Regions from separate parts of the Homo sapiens genome. Here region 1 is linked to region 2. Evidence: read pairs that join two places in POLR2A ChIA-PET (ENCODE). Cell type or tissue: K562. All regions are shown on one strand. Each heading gives the region's core, and the rest is flanking DNA. Links, peaks and the distances in the headings are about the cores only.

Region 1 (2,909 bases), core at 235-2,734, 440 kb after region 2:
TTGTTAATTTAATTTTAAATTGGAATGATGGCAAGTAATTTGAGATATTTAACAACCTGTGCACAGCACACGAGTGTAGGCATACCTCATTTTATTGCACTTTACTTGTGCTTCATCAAATTTTTTTTTTAGATGGGGTCTTGCTCTGTCACCCAGGCAAGTGCAGTGGCATGATCACCGCTCACTGCAGCCCCAATTGCCCAGGCTCAAGTGATCCTCTAACCTCAGGCTCCTCGGTAACTACGATCACAGGTGCGAGGCACCAGGCCCAGCTGATTTTATTTTTTATTTTATTTAATTAATTTATTATTATTATTATTATTATTATTTGAGATGGAGGTTTGCTGTTATTGCCCAGGCTGGAGTGCAATGGCACAACCTCGGCTCACCGCAACATCCGCTTCCTGGGTTCAAGCGATTCTCGTGCCTCAGGCTCCGGAGTAGCTGGGATTACAGGCATGCACCACCACGCCCAGCTAATTTTGTATTTTTAGTAGAGATGAGGTTTCTCCATTTTGTCAGGCTGGTCTCAAACTCCTGACCTCAGGTGATCCGCCCACTTGGGCCTCCCAAAGTGTTAGGATTACAGGCATGAGCCACTGCACCCAGCCTATTTTTTATTTTTTATGTAGAGATGAGGTCTCCGTATGTTGCCCAGGCTGATCTTGAACTCCTGCACTCAAGCAGTCCTCCCATCTTGGCCTCCCAAAGTGCTGGGATTCTGGGCGTGAACCACCACACCCAATCGATATTTTGTTTTTAACAAATTGAAGGTTTGTGGCAACCCCGTGTGGAGCAACTACAGGCACCATTTTTCCTACAGCATGTGTTCATTTCGTGCCTGTGTCATATTTTGGTAATTCTCACAATATTTCAGATTGTTTCATTGTTATGGTATCTGTGATGGTGATCTGTGATCAGTGAGTTTTGATGTTACTATTGTGATTGTTTTGGGGCACCACAAACTGTGCCCATATAAGATGGCAAACTTAAGCTGGGCGCAGTGGCTCATGCCTGTAACCCCAGCACTTTGGGAGGCCAAGGCGGGTGGATCACAAGGTCTAGGAGTTTGAGACCAGCCTGTCCAATATGGTGACACCCTGTCTCTACTAAAAATACAAAAATTAGCCAAGCGTGGTGGCTCGCACCTGTAGTGCCAGCTACTTGGGAGGTTGAGGCAGAAGAATCGCTTGAACCCAGGAGGCAGAGGTTGCAGTGAGCTGAGATCGCACCACTGCACTCCAGCCTGGGTGACAGAGCGAGACTCCGTCTCAGTGGTGTGTGTTTTCTGACTGTTCCACCCACCGGTGCCCTTCCCTCATCTCTCTCCCTCCCCTCTGGCCTCCCTATTCCCTGAGATAAAACAATATTGAAATTAGGCCAATAAAAACCCTACAGTGCCCCAGAACTTAAAGTATAATAAAAATAATAATAAAAATAAAATCCTACAGTGGCCTCTAAGTGTTCAAGTGAAAGGAAGACTCGAATGTCTCTCATTTTTAATCAAAAGCTAGAATTAATTAAACTTAGTGAGGAAGGCCAAAAGCTAGGTCTCTTGTGTCAGCCAAGTTGTGAATGCAAAAGAAAAGTTCTTAAAGGAAATTAAAAGTGCTACTCCAGTGAACACATGAATGACAAGAATGTGGAACAGGCTGGGCACTGTGGCTCATGCCTGTAATCCCAGCTCTCTGGGAGGCCAAGGCAGGCGGATCACTTGAGTCCAGGAGTTGGAAGTCAGCTTGGGCAACATAGTGAGACCCTGTCTCTACAAAAATAAAAAGTTAGCCAGGGCTGGGTGCAGTGGCTCACACCTGTAATCCCAGAACTTTGGGAGGCTGAGGCAGGCAGATCACTTGAGGTCAGGAATGTGAGACCAGCCTGACTGACATGGTGAAACCCTGTATCTACTAAAATACAAAAAAAATTAGCTGAGTGTGGTGGTGCATGCTTGTAATCCCAGCTACTTGGGAGGCTGAGGCAGGAGAATTGCTTGAACTCACAATGTGGAGGTTGCAGTGAGCAGAGATCATGCCATTGCACTCCAGCCTGGGCGGCAGACCGAAAATTCATCTAAAAAAAAAAGTGCAAGGTGAAGCAGCAAGTGCTAATGGAGAAGCTTTAGCAAATAATCCAGAAATTTTTTTTTTTTTTTTTTTTTTTTTTTGGAGACAGAGTCTCCTTCTGTCACCCAGGCTGCAGTGTAGTGGCACGATCTTGCACTGCAACCTCCGCCTCCCGAGTTCAAGTGATTCTCTGCCTCAGCCTCCCACGTTGCCGGGAATACAGGCACCCACCACAACGCCTGGCTAATTTTTTTTTTTTTTTTTTGAGACGGAGTTTCGCTCTTGTTACCCAGGTTGGAGTGCAATGGCTTGATCTTGGCTCACTGCAACCTCCGCCTCCCGGGTTCAAGCGATTCTCCTGCCTCAGCCTCCCGAGTAGCTGGGATTACAGGCACGTGCCACCACACCAGGCTAGTTTTGTATTTTTAGTAGAGACGGGGTTTCACTATGTTGACCAGGCTGGTTTTGAACTCCTGACCTCAGGTGATCCACCCTCATCGGCCTCCCAAAGTGCTGGGATTACAGGCATTAGCCACCACGCCCAGCCTAATTTTTGTATTTTTAATAGAGATGAGGTTTCACCATGTTGGCCAGGTTGGTCTCAAACTCCTGCCCTCAAGTGATCTACCTGCCTCAGCCTCTCAAAGTGCTGGGATTACAGGAGTGAGCCACCATGCCCACCCAACATATTTTCAGTGTAGATGAAACAGACTTCAGTCCGAGCACAGTGGTTCATGCCTGTAATCCCAGCACTTTGGGAGGCTGAGGCGGGTGGATCACTTGACGTCAGGAGTTCAAGACCAGCCTAGCCAATATAGTGAAACCCTATCTCTACTAAAAATACAA
Region 2 (2,909 bases), core at 161-2,660:
GCTGGAGTGCAGTAGCACAATCATGGCTCTGCAGCCTTGACCTCCCTGGCTCAACAATTCTCCTGAAGAGCTGGGACTACAGGCATGCCCCACCACGCCCAGCTAGTTTTTAAACTTTGTAGAAACAGGGTCTCACTATGTTGCCCTGACTTGTCTTGAACTCCTGGCCTCAAACAATCATCCCACCTTGGCCTCCCAGAGTGTTGGGATTATGGGCATGAGCCACCATGCCTGGCCCTCTCTCCCCAGTTTGAGGCCAACCCTTCACAACCTCCACCACTCACACATTCTGCCTATGAATGAGCTGCTATTTTATTAGCAGGAAGACTCAGAGCTAGATTGACTGGGTCAACTCCCAGCTCTTTCACTTCCCAGCTGGGAAACCTTAGCTAATTGATTTCACTTCTTGAGCCTCAGTTTCCTCATCTGTGAAATGAGGATAATAAAGTCATGCCTGATTCACAGAGTTATTGGGAGGTACTTAGATGAAGCATTCCCAGTGCCTGACGCTGTTCCTCATGGCACACGGGAGAGTAGCTGTTGCTATCCTTATAGACAACCTGGCTGTTTCTCACCGGGCATTTTCTCTGCTGACCAGAGCCACTTAGCTGGCCCCAGGGCCTTTCTCTCCCTCTCACATCTCATCTTTCCCCCAGTCTCTGTCTTGGTATTGCCTGGAAGGGCAGCCTAATGTCTGGGCCCCTTCCCATCCGCTGAGCAATCCTGAGAGCTGGGTTGGGGTGTATGGGTCTCCAGTCCTGTCTCTGAATGGCTTGTGTAGCTAGTCCAGCTAGAGGCCTGGATCCTGAGCAGATGAAGGAGGGGGAAGGAGCGTGGGGGATCTAGGCACAGCATGGCTGGGAAGGAGGGCGGGCCCCCAGCAGGCACGAGAACCGACCTGGAGCACTCCTGTTTGTAGATGTCGATGATGTTCTCCACCAGCAGGTTCCTCTGCAGGCCGTACACTCCGTGACGATCCATGATCACCTCGTGGCGGCAGGTGGGGCAGCGGAAACGGCCTCCAGACATGGACACTGAGCTGCCCCGGCTGGTCCAGTAGGGATTTGCAGCCTGCAGGTGGCAAAGGTCAAGGTGAGGCCTGGGCTCCCTACTTAGCCCTTCTCTTTTCTAATCTCCTCTTATCCTTTCCTCTGCCTATCCGAACCACCCCCGTCAAACCTAACAACCTGGAGCTCTGCAGACTGTGATGAGAACCAGTCCTCACACACAGAGCACCTGAGAAGCAGCTAAGCAATCGTCAGGATGGGGAGGCAGGAGACCTGGGTTCAAGTCATGTTTATTCTCTGAGTGATTTTGGGCAAGCAACCTTATCTGTGTAGGCCTCAGTTTGCCCACTTATGAAATAGGTATTACAATGAGAGCAAGCTCCTAAGGCTGCTACTTTAAAGATAATATCGTGAAAGAACATTTTGTAAAGTGTCCATGGGGAACCTCGCATCCTGCCTCCCAGCCAGGACATCTACCCCCTTCCTTTCTCGGGGAGTTGGAGCCCCTTCTGCCCCCATATCATAGGGAACAGCCTCAAAAGGGAAGATGCCTCTACTGCCCACTGCCTCCCTGACACCCTCCTCCCAAAGCTCTGGGCCTCTTGCCACCAGGACCTGGCTCCAGCCCCAGGGGTCTGGTTTCTCTCTCCTGTCCCTGCCTACCCCGCTTATCACTTGAGGCATTTGACTCTTGATTGGAGAGTCAACAGCAGTGCTCAGGGCAGGGGTGGGGGAGCTGTGGGCAGGGCAGGGAGGGGAAACTTGTGTTATGGAGAAGAACCGCAGCAGCCAGAGCCGCCTCCCAGCCCCCTCTCAGCCCTGTCCAGAGGCCTCTGCAGGGGTTCACTTCCAAGGGGAAAGAGGCTGTCCAGGTTGGAAGTCTAAGGGAGAAGGGTTTCATCACAGGGAAGCCAAGTAGCCACCTGGGGACCCCAAATGAAGCTGCACCCGGCACTTACCTGGAAGATGTCATTGGCACACTTCCGGCACAGGTTGTGCTGGCACGGCAAGATGACCACTGGCTTGGTAAACATCTCCAGGCAGATAGGGCAGATCAGCTGCTTCTCCAAGTTCTCCATGGGATTCCCATCCTGGATCAGGCTCGACTTATAATCCATTCTGTGGGAAGGAATGAGAGCCACGCCTAGCTGCCTCCTCTACTAACTTTGCTCTAAGTAGACCTGGGGGTCTTGCCTTTGTCACAAAACACCGGGTCGGATCCTGTTGGCTTCCTTCTCCTGGTGCCCGAATTCTGTCTTGGTCTGAGGCCCCTCTGATATTTATAGCTAGATCTTGGTCACATGAGCCCCAGGAGGGGACCAGCTGAGCATTCCGATGCCAAGCGGCTGGTGGGGCTTGAGTTTCCTCCAGGCCTGAAAGACTGGCCCTCTCAAATCACATGCAGGGATGAGCAATCACTATTCTGCTGGGACGGGGGTCATAAACAAGAACAGCCTGTTCAGAGGCAGGCTTAGGGCAAGACTGGGTACCCAGAGCTTCCTCCAGAAATTGGTCTCCCCCCGGCACCAGGCTAGTGGGTCAGGGATGGGACCCAGCAAGTGAGCCACGGGGATTCAAGGGGTTAATAGCCAATGCTATGATGAAAATGTTCGATGAATGAATTTTATTCATTCATCAGACATTTTTCTGAGTACTAGTATATACATCAGGCAACTAGTATACATCACAACGTGACAGATGGATGAGTGATCTGTTTCCCTGCCCCGAGAAACTCACAGCCCAGGAAGGGAGATAGAAAGGATTGTGCAGTGGCACGATCTCTGCTCACTGCAACCTCCACCTCCCAGGTTGAAGGGAGTCTCCTCCTTCAGCCTCCCAACCTCAACCCCCTCCCAGCCCCACGCAACCCCTCACTGACCTAAATCAATTCCATCCCCTCCT

What was found. Peaks named below come from ENCODE experiments on the same cell type or tissue, not always from the same donor. Only the 100,000 strongest peaks of a DNase experiment are listed, where the experiment ranks them.
Region 1: POLR2A ChIA-PET joins it to region 2 with 5 read pairs; 3 of 35 experiments call an interaction of 5 or more read pairs at or near these places.

The regions. Positions count from the first base shown.
Region 1 is chr1:26,509,232-26,512,140 of GRCh38, forward strand. No RefSeq gene overlaps it. Among named protein-coding and RNA genes, the nearest start is that of RPS6KA1, 19 kb to the right of the region's middle. In K562, for the core only: no CTCF peak of the experiment used is centred there; no DNase peak of the experiment used is centred there.
Region 2 is chr1:26,065,370-26,068,278 of GRCh38, forward strand. It overlaps TRIM63 (tripartite motif containing 63), which reads right to left and starts at 2,261. Exons shown (of 9, transcript NM_032588.4): 1 at 1,967-2,261; 2 at 899-1,071. The coding sequence starts at 2,125. In K562, for the core only: no CTCF peak of the experiment used is centred there; a DNase peak (open chromatin) is centred at 1,712.